2 separate regions of the Homo sapiens genome follow, and region 1 is linked to region 2. Evidence: read pairs that join two places in POLR2A ChIA-PET (ENCODE). Cell type or tissue: Caco-2. All regions are shown on one strand.

Region 1 (8,000 bases), 100 kb before region 2:
TTGGGGAGTAGGACCTGTCCCACCACACTGGCCAGGAGCCGGAGCTCTGGGTCACGCTTCCCTCAGCCCTCTAGCCCCAGGACAGGTGTCTGCTCACTGTGGGCATTCACTATAGCACTGTTTGCCAAAGTGTATGTGTGGACCACTGTGGATACCCAGGACAATTTCAGGTGGTAGATGTATAATCCTTTTTTTTTTTTAAGAGATGGGCTCCCGCTATATTGCCCTGGCTGGTCTCGAACTCCTAGGCTCAAGTGATCACCTGCCTCAGCCTCCCAAAGAGCTGGGATTACAGGTGTGAGCCACTGTGCCCAGCTTGGATCAATATTTTTAATAGTTTTGCATTGATTTGCTAGTACCTAAAACTATAACTGTGATATCTCACTTTGGGAGGCAGAAGAGGGAGGATCATCTGAGTCCAGGAGTTTGAGACCAGGCTGGGCAACACAGTAAGACCCTGTCTCTAAAAAAATTTTAAAATTAGCCAGGTGTGGTGGTGCATGCCTGTAGTCCCAGCTACTCAGGAGGTTGAGGTGGGAGAATCACTTGAGCCCAGGAGTTCAACACTACAGTGAGCCAAGATTGTGCCACTGCACTCTAGCCTGGGTGAAAGAGTGAGACCCTGTCTTAAAAAAAAAAAAAAACAAAAAGCCATGGCAGGGCCTGGGTGTGAACCTGGCCGCACCAGTCACTAGCTGTGTGACTGGGCCAGCTCTCCATGCCTCAGTAAAATGGGCATCAACAGGCCGGCGCAGTGGCTCACGCCTCTATTCCTAGCACTTTGGGAGGCCAAGGTGGGTGGATTACCTGAGGTCAGGGGTTCGAGACCAGCCTGGCCAACATGGTGAAACCCCGTCTCTACTAAAAATACAAAAATTAGCTGGGTGTGGTGGTGGGTGCCTGTAGTCCCAGCTACTTGAGAAGCTGAGGCAGGAGAATTGCTTGAACCCAAGGGGTGGAGGCTGCAGTGAGCTGAGATCGCACCACTTCACTCCAGCCTGGGCAAAAGAACGAAACTCCATCTCCAAAAAAAAAAAAAAAAAAAAAAAAAAAAGGCATAAACAAAGTATCTTCCCATAAAGTTCTTACCAGGATCAACTGAGGTAATCAGTAAAGTGCTTAGTACTGTGCTTGGCATACCATGTCAGTGTTTGTTAAATAACTATGCTGACATGGCAAAAGTTATCAGGTTGTGTCATGCAATGACAACTATTCCTTTCCCATTACTTGGGGAAACAACAGTGATAACAGAATGGCTTGAAAATAATTTCCTATGTCGTCCCTAGATAGTCTGTAGCTTTTGCTCAGTGTGGCAGTTCCAGGAGTGTCAATGTTGCTAAAGCCGGTAGAGTGGGGGTGGGAGGAGAGGCAGGAATTTGACCTCTGTGGGTGGAGGGTCCCGAAGGCAGGGGGCTGACCTGTGTGGGTGCGAGCATGCCGTTGGAGCTCGTCACTCCGTGTGAACCTCTTCCCACAGAAGAACCAGTTGCAGACAAAGGGCCGCTCGCCAGTGTGCAGGCGCACATGGGCACGCAGCAAGGACGTCTTACGGAACGTCTTGCCACAGTCGGGGATGTGGCACACGTGCTTCTTCTTGCCCTGCTCTCCAGACCTGAGAATTGGGGTGAGGGTGGAGTGGAGGGAATAGGAAGAGGAGAGAAAAGCGGTAGAGGATGGGGCAGGAACAGGATGCAGTGAGGATGTGGGGTCAGGTCAGAGAGCACAAGGAGGCAGGGGGCAAGGTGGCACAGAGCTGCCAGCTCTTCCTTGCCTGGTCTGTGCCAGCTTGCAGCTCTGGACAACTGTCCAGGAGGGGCTTGGGGAACACAGGCCAGCCTTGTGGCTTGGGCCTTCTCCTTGAATTACCTCTTCTCCCCATCCTTGCAGTTGGGACACGTGCAGGCCATGCGGCGCCGCTTCTCCCCGGGCTGGGTCTCTCCGGCCAGGGCTTGTTCCATTTGCAGCTGGATCTGGGTGGGGCTCAGCCCACTGATGGTCAGGTTGTTCCCAGAAACATTCTGCACTGTCAGCTGCTGCTGCCCTGTGGGGACAAAGAGGGGCAGAGTTCAGGGTGAGGAAGCCTGAAACCTCGAGTCAACCCTTCTGCCCTTCTGCACATGACAAAGATGATAATCACAGCAGCTATTTTTGAGAGCCTGCTGTATGTTGGATATCATTTTAAGGACCTTTGTACAGGGACTCATTTAATCTCCATGACCCTATAAAATAGGTACTATCATCAGCACTTTACAGATGAAGAAACTGAGGCTCAATAACATATCAAGATCACACAGCTAGTAAGTGGTAGAACCCAGATCTGAACCCAGGAAGCCCATTTCAAAGTCAGTGCCCTGAACCACTGTACTATGTAGGCAGAATTTGCTTTAGAATATTGCCAACATGATTTCAGCTGGGAAGGGTCTTAAGACATTTCTTCCTGAATCTCCTCCAACCTTAGGCCCCTGTGAGATACCAACTCTGCTTTTAGGAAAGTCTCCAGGGATTTCTGTTAAAAAGACAAGAGGTCACAGGCTAGGTACAGTGGCTCATAGCTGTAATCCCAGCACTCTGGCAGGCAGGACAATTGCTTGGGCCCAGGAGTTCAAGACCAGCCTGGGCATATAGGGAGACCCCCATCTCTACAAAAAACTAAAAAATTGGCCGGGCATGGTGCTACATGCCTGTAGTCCCAGCTACTCAGGAAGAAGAAGTAGGAGGACTGCTTGAGCCCAGGAGGCTGAGGCTGCATTGTCATGATCGTGCCACTGCACTTCAGCCTGGATGACAGAGCGAGGCCCTGAGGCCATGTCTTAAAAAAAAAAAAACCAAAAAACACAAAAGAGGACACAGTTCTATGGGCTTTGGGAAAAATCAGATCCTCTAGGATGCCTTATCCTCTTGGGGGTCACCTCAAGAGGGAAAAGCAAATGTGTTAAAGTGCTAAACATTCATTAAGGATGGGCTGGGCACGGTGGCTCACACCTGTAATCCCAGCATTTTGGGAGGCTGAGGCGGATGGATCACCAGGTCAGGAGTTCAAGACCAGCCTGGCCAAGACGGTGAAACCCCATCTCTACGAAAAATACAAAAATTAGTCGGGCGTGGTGGTGGGCGTCTATAATCCCAGCTACTCGGGAGGCTGAAGCAGAGATCGCACCACTGCACTCCAGCCTGGGCGACAGAGTGAGGCTCTGTCTCAAAAAAAAAATTCATTAAGGATGAAGAGAAATTCAGAGAGCTCCCCCTACATAAGGAGCCATTTTTGCTAGGTTGCTCCAATTTTTCCTTTGGTTATTTGCAAGGCTGGTTTCACAGCATAAATCTCACCACTGAACTGAAGTGCAGCACAAACTATTCTGACTGCCAGGGCTCCCTTCTTTTCTTCCAACCTTAACGCAAGGCTTTCTCCTTCAAGAAGCCGTCTTTGCGTTTGGATGTCAGTTGGAAAGTTTTCCGAGTACATCTATCTTCTCTGTCTTCAGCTGTCAGATGGGGACATGTGCCTTAAACTATCTCTGAGTGCTATTGTAAGGACTAGGTGAGAAGCTGCAGGTGGACGTACCCTTAAGCTATGATGGACAGCATCCTCACTATTGTTACTGGAAATCCCGGGGCCAGCCCATAGTTTCCACCTGCTAGGAGCAGGTACCACTGCCAACACCCTGGCCACAGGGGCCATCCTCACCGCCTGTGTTGGTGATGGTGACAGGCACGCCCTGGACCTGGACACCATTGATGTTGATGGTCTGCATTGCCTGGGCAGCTGCCGCCAACTGGGCTGCATTCAGGCTGATGATGCTCCCGGCTGGGGCAATCTTTGGCAGGGGACGCTCTTTTCGGAGAATTGCAGCTGAGTGCTTTTTGCTGGTCCCACTCAGATGGGGAGCACGGGATGCAGGGCTGCTACAGGTGGTGTTAGAGGTGGCTGCAGCTGTTGCTGGGGGGCTGTCCTGGACAAGGACTGTCTGCACCTCACCGGAAGGCGTGCGGATGTAGACCTGGGAGGGGCCAGAGAAAAAAAATCAGTGCCTGGAAGAGACTAGGTTCCTGGGGCCTTCAAATGTCCCTGCCCAAGTGAGAACTGGGGGCGCCTGTCCACTAAAAGTCTCTTCAATTCACCCAAACCTACATTTATACACAGCTAATGCTCGACAAATGGCTGCTGGCATCCTATACTAAGCTGGCGAATGTTGACTATTGATTTGAAACCAAACGTTGAATTTACTTAGCATGGAAAAAGTAATTGCCAAGAATCAGAATTGGAGATTTAGAAGGCAGTGCACTGTGAATGACCATCAAACAAATGACACAGGTTCACTTTAGTTTTTAAGAGCCACATTTTAGAGCCCAGGAATTCCAGGTTTTCATAAGCTATGATTCCTCTACTGCACTTAGCCTGGGTGACAGAGCAATACGCTGTCTCAAAAAAAAAAAAGTTTCTGGTCTTTGTTATCAGAAAAAAAAAAAAGAGCCACATATTAATGAAAAACAACTTTTCTCCAATTCAGATTGACAAACATGGAAAATAAAATATGCTCATTGTTGGTGAGACAGCAGGAAACAGACACTTGTATATTAGGAGTGGAAGTATGATGTGGGCTAAACTTGCTGGAAGGAAATTTGGGGATATGTATCAAAAACCTTAAAAATACGCAAATTAGAGGCTGAGCAGGACAAGGAGGGCATTTGTAGCGGGGAGGAGGGTGTCCGTGGTGGGTAGGGAATGGCGGTGGCAGGCTGAGGAGGGTGTCTCTATGGGAGAGCTAATGGCTGTGGGAGACTGGCTGCATACCGAGGACTTATCCAGAAAGGAAGCATGTTAAGGATAATAGGAGTGAGGGCTCTCACTGTCACAGAAGGGAGTTATGGAAAGGGAGAAGGCTAGACGGAACACTGTGGTGCTAGATGGGAATTAGAGACATTGGTGGAAACTCATGGGTTTCAATATATATAGACAGAGAAATATAGATTCAAATGTGTGTATATGTGTATGTGTATACATGTGTGTGTGTCCTTATATAAGTTTATCTACATCTATCTACGTAGACATTGCATAGGTATGTCTATTTATATATACTTCCTAGCTGTGTCCATTGAGAAGGGCTGGGACCAGCCATGCCCAGTAGCAATGAGCTTACCTAGCACCCAGGCCTTAGCTTGTAACTCACATGCTCCACTAAAAGGAACCCAGGCTCCTTGGAGAAATAGCTGATTCCAGGGTTGGGGCAGGGAAGGTACAAGGAAAGCTTGGAACACTTGCACCAGAAAGTAAAGAAATGCTTACAGAATGGTGGGGACTTGAAAAGATACAAGCCAGCTTAAAGGGGCACCCACTGGCCAAATCTAGGTCAATGAAAACATCAAAATAATCTTAACAGATTATAACCCAGTGAATAAAACAGGAATCTGGCTGGGTGCAGTAGTTCACGCCTGTAATCCCAGCACTTTGGGAGGCCAAGGCAGGCGGATCACTTGAGATCAGTGGTTCAATACCAGCTTGGTCAACTTGGTGAAACCCCGTCTCTACTGAAAATACAAAAAAAATTAGCCGGGAGGGATGGCGCACGCCTGTAATCCCAGCTACTGGGGAGGCTGAGGCAGGAGAACTGCTTGAACCTGGGAGGTGGAGGTTGCAGTGAGTCGAGATTGTGCCACTGCACTCCAGCCTGGGTGACAGAGCGAGACTCCATCTCAAAAAAACAAAAAAGCAGCAATCCGTGAGTCCATAATGACATAAATAAATAAATGGGGGAGGAAGACAATGACAGAATTAAAAAGAGGCAATCACATCCTTCAATGAGAGGAACCAGGAATCTGAGAAGAAATGGTTGACCCTAAGGCTGAGGTTGGGAAAATATAAGGAATGAAGTTCAGACACATGCTACAACAGGATGAACCTTGAAACATGCTAAGTGAAGGAAGCCAGTCACCAGACACATGCTACAACATGGATGAACCTTGAAAACATTACAAATAGACCAGTAGTTGTCAGGGGCTGCAGAGAGGAGGAAATAAATGGGGAGTGATGGCTAAAGGGTAGAGAGTTTCTTTTTGGGGTGATGAAAATGTTCTAAAATTATATAGAGGTAATGGCTGCACAACTCTGTGAATATACTAAAAATCACTGAATTGTATACTTTAAAAGGGTAAGTTTCATAGTATGTGAATGTTTCAGTAAAGCTGATTTTATAAAAAAAAAGAATGAGAGCCTGTCAGAGGGATATAAGAGCCAACCTGAAGGCTGGGTGTGGTGGCTCGAGCCTGTAATCCCAGCACTTTGGGAGGCCGAGGCGGGTGGATCATAAGGTCAGAAGTTCGAGACCAGCCTGGCCAAGATGGTAAAACCCCGTCTCTACTAAAAAAATACAAAAATTGGCCGGGTGCGGTGGCTCATGCCTGTAATCCCAGCACTTTGGGAGGCTGAGGCGGGCGGATCACAGAGTCAGGAGATCGAGACTACCCTGGCTAACATGGTGAAACCCCATCTCTACTAAAAATACAAAAAATCAGCTGGGCATGGTGGCGCTCGCCTGTAGTCTCAGCTAGTTGGGAGGCTGAGGCAGAATTGCTTGAACCCGGGAGGCAGAGGTTGCAGTGAGCCGAGATGGCGCCACTGCACTCCAGCCTGGGTGACAGAGTGAGACTTCGTCTCCAAAAAAAAAAAAAAAATTCAAAAATTAGCAGGGCGCAGAGGCGGGTATCTGTAATCCCAGCTATTCGGGAGGCTGAGGCAGGAGAATCGCTTGAACCCGGGAGGCGGAGGTTGCAGAGAGCCGACCTGAAAAGAGCTGCCAATGGCCAAAGAGAAAAAAAGAGCCGACCTGAAAGAGCTGCCAATGGCCAAAGTTGACCTTTAGCCTTCAAAAGTGTCAAGGTCATGATGGTCAAGTAAAGAATGAGGAAGTCATCCTGGCCAACACGGTGAAACCCTGTCTCTACTAAAAATACAAAAAAAATTAGCCGGGCGTGGTGGCACGCGCCTGTAATCCCAGCAACTTGGGAGGCTGAAACAGGAGAATCGCTTGAACCCAGGAGTTGGAGGTTGCAGTGAGCCAAGATTGCCACTGCACTCCAGCCTGGTGACAGAACGAGACCCTGTCTCAAAAAAACAGAAAAAAAAAAAAAAAAAAAAAAGGAATGACAAAGTGTTTCAGATCAAAAGAGACTAAGGAGACAACTAAACGTAATGTGTAATATTGGATCAGATCCTTTTGCCACAAAGGAATTAGTGGGGCAAGTGGTGAAAACACAGTGGGGTCTTGGAATTAGCAGTGTGTTTCACTGCTAATTTCCTGGGTTTGACGATTGTATTGTGGTAATGTAGAATGTTCTTGTGTGTAGGAATTAAAGCGTTCAGAAATGACAAGGGGGATCATGGTGGCAATTTACACTCAAATGAGTCAAAAGGAAAAAAGTTCTTTGTAAAAAAAAAATCCTGTTGTGATTTTGATTTGGGTAATTTTTAATTCCTGGATTATTTATGACTGTGCTTCTTCTCACTTAAAAGCTAACAAACATCTCATCTCTTTAAAAAAAATTTTTTTTTTTTAAATAGAGACAGGGTCTCTGTCACCCAGGCTAAAATGCAGTAGAATGATCATAGTTCACTGCAATCTCGAACTCATGGGTTCAAGTGATCCTCCCACCTCAGCCTCCTGAATAGCTGGGACTACAGGTGTGTAGCACCATGCCTCACTAATTTTTAATTTTTTTGTAGAGATGGGGTCTTGCTATCTTGCCCAGGCTGGTCTTGAATTCCTGGGCTCAAGCAATCTCTAGCCTCAGCCTCCCAAAGTGCTGGGATTACAGGCATAAACTACCTCACCTGGCCCATTTCTTAGTAAATATGCAAATCTCATTCCCAGTTTTCTGATATGTGCCCCTTTTTCAAATCACTGATATTTTATGTCTGATTTTGTGTGTGTGTGTGTATGCGTGCATGCATGTGTGTGTGTGTATTTGCATCTGAAGGTTCAGCAAGCTTTTTTTATAAAGGGCCG
Region 2 (8,000 bases):
GGGGGCGGGACAGGAATCTGATTTTTTTTTTTTTTTTTTTTTTGAGATGGAGTCTCACTCTATCACCTAGGCTGGAGTGCGGTGGCACAGTCTCAGCTCACTGCAACCTCTGTCTCCTGGGTTCAAGCAATTCTCCTGCCTCAGCCTCCTGAGTAGCTGGGATTACAGGCACCTGCCACCACGCCCAGCTAATTTTTTTTTTTTCGTATTTTTAGTAGAGATGGGGTTTCACCGTGTTGGCCAGGCTGGTCTTGAACTCCTGACCTCAGGTGATCCGCCACCTCAGCCTCCCAAAGTGCTGGGGTTACAGGCATGAGCCACCGCTCCTGGTGAATCTGTGATTTTAATACCCCCTCAACACTCCATGATATTTATTCAATTTTTTAATTGTAAAATACACACAAAATTTACCATCTTAACCATTTTAAATGTACAGTTCCGTGTTAAGTACATTCATAATGCTATGCAACATCACCACCATCCATCTCCAGAACGTTTTGTCTTCTAACAGTGAAACTCTACACCCATTAAACAATAGTTCCCCGTTACTTCCCTCCATTCCATGATTCAGGGTCTCACTCCCATTGCCCAGGCTGGAGTGCAGTGGTCCGGTCATGGCTCACAGCAGCCTGGACCTCCTTGGCTTAATCCATCCTCCCACCTTAACTTCCTAAGTAGCTGGGACTACAGGCGCATGCCACCATGTCCAGCTAATTTTTGTATTTTTTGTATTTGTATTCACCATGTTGCCCAGGCTTGTCTTGAACTGCTAGTTTCAAGCAATTATGCCACCTTGGCCTCCTGAAGTGTTGGGATTACAGGCGTTTTCCACTGCACCCAGCCTGATTCTTTGTTTTTTTGAGACGGAGTTTCGCAGTTGTTGCCCAGGCTGGAGTGCAATGGCGTGATCTCAGCTCACTGCAACCTCCGCCTCCCAGGTTTAAGCGATTCTCTTGCCTCAGCCTCCCAAGTAGCTGGGATTACAGGTGCTTGCCACCATGCCTGGCTAATTTTTGTATTTTTAGTAGAAACGGGGTTTCACCATGTTGGCCAGGTTGATCTCAAACTCCTGACCTCAGGTGATCCACCGACCTTGGTCTCCCAAAGTGCTGGGATTACAGGCTTGAGCCACCGTACCCAACCTCATCCTGATTCTTTTTTTTTTTTTTTTTTTTGAGACGAAGTTTTGCTCTTGTCACCCAGGCTGGAGTGCAATGGCACGATCTCAGCTTACTGTAACCTCTACCTCCCGGGTTCAAACGATTCTCCTGCCTCAGCCTCCCGAGTGGCTTGGATTACAGGCGCTCGCCACCATGCCTGGCTAATTTTTGTATTTTTAGTAGAGACGGGGTTTCTCCATGTTGGCCAGGCTGGTCTTGAACTCCTGACCTCAGGTGATCTGCCTGCCTCAGCCTCCCAAAGTGCTGGGATTACAGGCATGAGCCACCACACCTGGCTGCCTGATTCTTATTTACAAGGAAGTTTAGGAAACACTGACTTAATAGGGGTCAGGGCCAGGTGGATATATTAAGAGTTTTCTGAGGGAAGAGTGAAGAAGTAGGGATCGATCCCAAGCAGAGTGGGTGTGGTGTGGGGCACAGTGGAACCCAGGTCCTGGGGAAGGCAGGATTTTGAGAAGGGCAATGGAGAGCAAGTTACTAGGGTCAGAATATTGTTTTCAGAGAAGAAAGGCAATCTGCAAGGAGCCTAACTGACCCTGTGTTCTTCCAGGTGGCTGCATTGATGACACCATCCTCAGCAGGCAGGGCTTTATCAACTACTCCAAGCTCCCCAGCCTGCCCCTGGTGCAGGGGGAGCTTGTAGGAGGCCTCACCTGCCTCACAGCCCAGACCCACTCCCTGCTCCAGCACCAGCCCCTCCAGCTGACCACCCTGTTGGACCAGTACATCAGAGAGCAACGCGAGAAGGATTCTGTCATGTCGGCCAATGGGAAGCCAGATCCTGACACTGTTCCGGACTCGTAGCCAGCCTGTTTAGCCAGCCCTGCGCATAAATACACTCTGCGTTATTGGCTGTGCTCTCCTCAATGGGACATGTGGAAGAACTTGGGGTCGGGGAGTGTGTTTGTCACTTGGTTTTCACTAGTAATGATATTGTCAGGTATAGGGCCACTTGGAGATGCAGAGGATTCCATTTCAGATGTCAGTCACCGGCTTCGTCCTTAGTTTTCCCAACTTGGGACGTGATAGGAGCAAAGTCTCTCCATTCTCCAGGTCCAAGGCAGAGATCCTGAAAAGATAGGGCTATTGTCCCCTGCCTCCTTGGTCACTGCCTCTTGCTGCACGGGCTCCTGAGCCCACCCCCTTGGGGCACAACCTGCCACTGCCACAGTAGCTCAACCAAGCAGTTGTGCTGAGAATGGCACCTGGTGAGAGCCTGCTGTGTGCCAGGCTTTGTGCTGAGTGCTGTACATGTATTAGTTCCTTTACTGCTGACCACATTGTACCCATTTCACAGAGAAGGAGCAGAGAAATTAAGTGGCTTGCTCAAGGTCATGCAGTTAGTAAGTGGCAGAACAGGGACTTGAACCAAGCCCTCTGCTCTGAAGACCGCGTCCTGAATTTCTTCACTAGAGCTTCCTCATCAGGTTACCCAGAAGTGGGTCCCATCCACCATCCAGGTGTGCTTGGATGTTAGTTCTCCACCCTCGAGGTGTACGCTGTGAAAAGTTTGGGAGCACTGCTTTATAATAAAATGAAATATATTCTACTTCCTTTATTTTGTGGTTTACACGGTTGTCCTCCCTCTAAACTTACTCTCAGGGGCTTCTCTGTCATCTGACTTTCCTCACTCTTGCTTCCCTTCCTAGGAAAATCCTCTTCCCCTATACCTGTTCCCACAAATGGCATCCCGCGCATGCTTGCCCTATTAAAGGCAGCTGACAGCTGTACCCACTAGCTAACGTGTCTCTGGTGGTTCTGGACAAAAGGCCTGCGGGAAAACTAGGATTCTCTATTAATGGGGAATTCTGAGAGCTCTAGGGTAGGAGGCCTCATGCAAGTCTTCATGAACCAGAAATTCCTAATAAAGGAGACGGGATGCTTAACTCAGAGTCCACCATCATCCTTGACTGGAGCACATTCTGGGTGGATGCAGGGGTGACCCGGGGAAGGTGGCTGTTCAACATTCCTTCTCGGACTTGAAGCAATGCCACCGCTTCCTTAGTCTTGGACAGGCACTGTCTGGCAGGGATGACCTGCAGCAGCTCTTTTGTGGCCTGGGCCAGGACCAGCTTCCCCCAGTGCCTCATCCTGTGCTGTATGCCCAGGGATGTTCAATCACTGGGAAGTGGCTTAAAAGGCCCTTGAGGCTCCTGGATGCCAGAGCTTGTCTGGTCAGTGCTGCCCAGTGCTCCTGTCCCTCCCAGAACCCTGCCAGGTGCTAACAACACCCTCCTCCTGGGGTGGCTGGAGCAGCACTGAGGCTCTGAATAAAGGCAAGACAGTGGGTGTTCCCGAGAGATATGTGAGACCCTGAAACGTAAACCAAGCTCGGTGAGGATGAAGTGGAAGGGATAAGTGGCCCATGTCACTTTTGGGGTCAGAGAAGAAACTTGAATCACATCCTTCACCTGAGGCCCCACCTACTTCTTTCCAGAAAACTTAGCTGCGCTTGAAACTGTAGGTCTATGCCACATTCATTTGAATGAATTTTAGATCTTTGTTAAGAGCCGATTTTTCATTAGAATTGAGCAGCTGGGCACAGTACTCCAGCAGAAGGGTAAAGGGAAGGGAGGGGACCAGCATTGCAGCCCTTTTAACGGCAGCTGTGACTGCCCCAGGCCTGCTCCTGATCAGAGACTGCAGGCTGTGGGGTGTCTTCATACACACAAGCACTTTCAGATCTCCATGGGGCCTGACCTAGTGGGGCATCACCCCAGTGAAGGGCCTCAGTGTGGGGACTGCTGGCTGTCCCTTTCCTGGCTTGACTGCCCCTGCTGACTGTGCTCTTGGCACTCTCTTATGGTCCCAGAGGGGGCATCTGTCCCTCCACCATCAACCTGATACTTTTGCTGGCTCCAAATTTTGCAGTCTATTTTCAGATGTAAAATGAGAGGCGGGGGGCGGGGGTTAATTAGGAATTGGCCTTGGGTACTAACAGGGTCACTGCCATGCTAGTCTGAATAAATCCTTTATCACCACTGGCGTACAGCCAACAGTTCCCCAGTCCTCTGATCTATCTGGAACCATGCCCAGCAGGGACTGTGCCCCCACTCCCAAGCCACATCGATGCTAGGGCAGTCTGCTCAGCCCTGAGTCCTCCGGGGAGCAGGGGGGCAGAGCTGAGCGGCTGCCCGGAGCTTGGCGGGAGGAGGGGACAGGGGAGAGGGAGGTGGGGAGATCCGGCTAGAGGGGAGGCTCTGACATCTCCTTCCTTCCTGGTTCCTGCAGCAGCTGCTGCCACTGCTCAGCGCGGTGAGGAGGGAGCCGGTGACTCGGAGACGGTGACTCAGAGGCAGAGCGGCGCAAGGGCCAAGGAGTACTGGCGTCCATGGACCCTGGGGTAAGGGGGCTGCGTGGCAGCAGCTGACATTCCTGAGAAGAGCTTCCTCCCACCTGAAGCTGGTGGGTCTGCTCCTGAATAGAGGTGGAGAGGGGGCACCCACCTGGCTCACCTAGACCCTTCACCTGCCTACCGATAGAGCCTCCCCCTCTACCCACAAGCAGTGAGGGGCCAGGATCCCCACAGGGCCGGGAGAAGGGCCCAGAGATACCTGAACACCGGAAGAGTTTGAGAACTTTCAATGGCTGAATGCAGGAGTTTCCTCCCAGGTCAGCCTCTTGCAGCAAGGGTCCCTCTGCCCCAACCTCCTGGGCACCCGTTCCTGCCACATCCCTGTCCCCTCTGGGCCTCAGTTCCTCAGGTGCTTGCTAGCTCCATTAGAAGATCTGGGCTGCTTCCCCCACCTCAAACCAGCCTCGCCCCTCCAGTCCCCTCCCCCGTCTCACACATGCAGAGCCTCATGCATTATTGATCTCCCGGTGGAGCCAGGATGGCCAGGGCCAGTGCCAAGGGTGCCTGTGGGCACTGCTGCAGGACCTGTGCAGACCTGGGCATGTCCTGGGCCCCCTCTTCTCTCATGAAGTATCTCCTTTAGCCCAATGTCCTGCCCTCTCTGGGTGGGTGGCACTTCTCAGAGCCCCAAGGACTGTGAGGGTAGACAGGGGATGGTGAGGCTTTAGGGGGTACTGAGGGTCCAAAAAGGGCATCCTAGGGGCATGTTTGGTGGGAGGAGACATGGGAAAATGGGGGCTATCTCAGGCCTCAGTTTCTCCAAGCACTAGATAATATGGAGATTAATTGGTGGGAGGCTGGGGAGTTTTCTGCAAGATCATGGCAGAGAAGTCTCTGAGCTACGGTGGCAGGGTGGAGGGGTCCTGAAGGCAGAGGCAGCTGGATTGAGGAGGTCTCGCTTGTCCAGTCTCTGAACCCCTCTGTCTCTTCTTGGAGCCTCTTCTGTCACTCCCTTGCTTCACCTCTGAGCACTCCCAGGGAAGCCTCTAAAGAAAGCACTGAATGTTTCTTGGAGCCCCAGAGTATGTGCCCAAGGCGGGGCTGGGCATATGTCTTGTGGTTTTCCCTGGGCACCTGCCCGTCTGCTGTGTGCTAGTTCACTCTCAGGGCAGTGTCCATATCAGGTGAAAATGGGTGGGGTCGGGACAGAGGGGCAGACTTGGGAGAGGCTTGGCAGGTGAGCAGAGGGTATGTTGGGGAGCCCTTATCTCAGAGGGTGTGGGAGGGGCTGGAGGTGGGGAAGGTGATAGCAGAGTTTGCGTTAAGGGGGTCTTTCTCTTGCTTCAAGGACCCCGTCAGGAGCAGGTGACATCCTTCCCCTTCCACCCTGCTCCCTGCTCTACATCCCCAGCAGGGAGTGGCCTCTCCCTTCTCCATGGACTTCCAAGAGAGGGACCCGCCCTTCCTGCCTGAGAGCGCTCAGTCCTCAAAGCCCAGCAGTGCTCAGCAGGTCAGAGAGTGGGAAAGCGGTGGTGGGTGGGCCAAGCTGGAACCAGACAGGGAGGGGCCAAGGCGGACGTCTCACCAGTGCTCCCCTCCCTCTGTCCTGGACTGCAGGCCTCTGAGCTGTGGGAGGTGGTGGAGGAGCCTCGGGTCAGGCTGGGGACAGAGGGTGTCATGCCTGAGAGGCAGGAAGGTCACCTGCTCAAGAAGAGGAAGTGGCCTCTGAAGGGCTGGCACAAGGTAGGGTGGGCAGGCAAAGGGAGGGTCCAGACATGGGGGGCGGGGTGGGAATGGGGGGCAGCTGCTGGGCAGTCCAATGGTGTTTGCATGATGAGAAGGAAAAGAAAAGCTAATTTGTGTGGTTGCCTTCTCCCTCATGCCCTTCCTCTCGGCCTCCCGGGTCCTGTCACTCCTGGGCAACATCACAGAGATACTTTGTGCTCGAGGACGGGATCCTTCATTATGCAACAACCCGGCAAGACGTGAGCCCGGGCAGTGGCTTGGGGTTGTGGGAGGAGTCTGGCCCCAGTATGCCCTGGGCAGGCATGGGGTATCTGGAATCGACCAGAGCAGGGTCTGAATCCCAGGTCCACCACTTGCTGAATGTGTGATCTCGGGCAAGTTACATCCCTGGGCCATAGCTTCCTCACCTCTAATGGGAGAGCACCATCCCCCAGGTGCAGAGCTGTCATGGTAAGGGAGGTCATACGTACAAGGCTCTCTGGACAGGGCAGAATAAGTGCCCAAGAAATGGGGGCTTTACCACCCTCATCCTGGTCCCATTCTCAGGCTGGGAACAAGGAACTGAAGGCCTGGGTACCCAGGATCTCTCTGGGAGGGTGTTGCCTTCCACAACCCTGCAGACCCCTGAGGGTGGGAATAGTTTTTCTTGATCTGTGACTTCTTAGAGACCAAGATGTGACTTGACGTAGGGGAGCGTTCTGCACATGGGAGGATGATTGACAAGTCTCTACTGATAGTGTGACTTGGACATGAGGGTGAACCTGCCACCTGGCCCTTGAGCCTAGAATGGCATCAGGGAGATGGTGGCTCTATGGCTCTGAGAGCCTAAAACAGGTCCCCTCTCCCTCTACCAACACTTCACCCCCAGATCACCAAGGGGAAGCTCCATGGCTCCATCGATGTCCGGCTGTCGGTCATGTCCATCAACAAAAAGGCCCAGCGCATTGACCTTGACACTGAAGACAACATCTACCACCTCAAGGTGACATCCCTGGGAGGCAGGACGTGTGTTGGCCCCCAACCTGACAGAGGCATTGGAACACACAGGGGCAGGGGCTGAGGGTCTGTGGAACTCAGGGTCTGTCTCTGAGTTTGACAAAAAGTAAGTTTCCATCCTGTAAAAACAGCCAAGGGCAAACCTGCACTTCTTGGTTGTTGTATGGACAGGCACAGAGCTAAGGGCTCAGACACCTGGGCGCCTTGCGCTCTGTCTCCCTGCAAGTGAGCCTTGCACAAACCAGGCTCTGTAAGAAGAGACCCTGCTTGTCTGGGGACCAGAGCCCTGACTTCTTGCTCTTGGAAAGTGGTCCCTCTCTTCAGATAGCCCTCCCCCTCTCCATCACTTCTGCAGATCAAATCCCAGGACCTATTCCAGAGCTGGGTGGCGCAGCTGCGTGCCCACCGCCTAGCCCACCGCCTGGACATGCCCCGTGGCTCACTGCCCAGTACTGCTCACCGGAAGGTAAGGTGGACCCTGGGGTGGGGGCAGGTAATGTGGCAATTCAGGGGCAAGGGCTATGGAGAACTGTGAGACCCAGGGAGGTGGGCATCATCCTTCCTGACCCTGGGCTCACCCCACAGGTTCCTGGTGCCCAGCTTCCAACAGCAGCTACTGCCTCAGCCCTACCTGGGCTTGGACCGCGGGAGAAAGTGTCTTCCTGGCTGAGGGACAGTGATGGGCTGGACCGCTGCTCTCATGGTGAGGGGCCCTAGGCGCAGCACCTCCAAGGGTAGGCCCCAAGCTGGCAGGTCTAGGAGGGGAAAATGTTACCTCCATC

Evidence for each region. Peaks named below come from ENCODE experiments on the same cell type or tissue, not always from the same donor. Only the 100,000 strongest peaks of a DNase experiment are listed, where the experiment ranks them.
Region 1: POLR2A ChIA-PET joins it to region 2 with 11 read pairs; 7 of 35 experiments call an interaction of 5 or more read pairs at or near these places.

What each region holds. Positions count from the first base shown.
Region 1 is chr17:47,918,960-47,926,959 of GRCh38, reverse strand. SP2 (Sp2 transcription factor) reads right to left here. Exons shown (of 7, transcript NM_003110.6): 4 at 3,686-3,998; 5 at 1,867-2,041; 6 at 1,419-1,612. The region is part of intron 1 of SP2-AS1 (SP2 antisense RNA 1); the gene reads left to right. Among named protein-coding and RNA genes, the nearest start is that of SP2-AS1, 18 kb to the left of the region's middle. In Caco-2, no CTCF peak of the experiment used is centred here; no DNase peak of the experiment used is centred here.
Region 2 is chr17:47,818,190-47,826,189 of GRCh38, reverse strand. It overlaps OSBPL7 (oxysterol binding protein like 7), which reads left to right and starts at 4,396. Exons shown (of 23, transcript NM_145798.3): 1 at 4,396-4,524; 2 at 5,825-5,986; 3 at 6,094-6,219; 4 at 6,408-6,461; 5 at 7,091-7,204; 6 at 7,574-7,684; 7 at 7,804-7,921. The coding sequence starts at 5,912. MRPL10 (mitochondrial ribosomal protein L10) reads left to right here. Exons shown (of 5, transcript NM_145255.4): 5 at 1,732-2,918. The coding sequence ends at 1,985. RefSeq lists an enhancer at 3,938-4,107 and a silencer at 4,218-4,433. In Caco-2, no CTCF peak of the experiment used is centred here; DNase peaks (open chromatin) are centred at 4,369, 4,985, 6,009, 7,899 and 5 weaker places; H3K4me3 peaks cover 1,654 bases.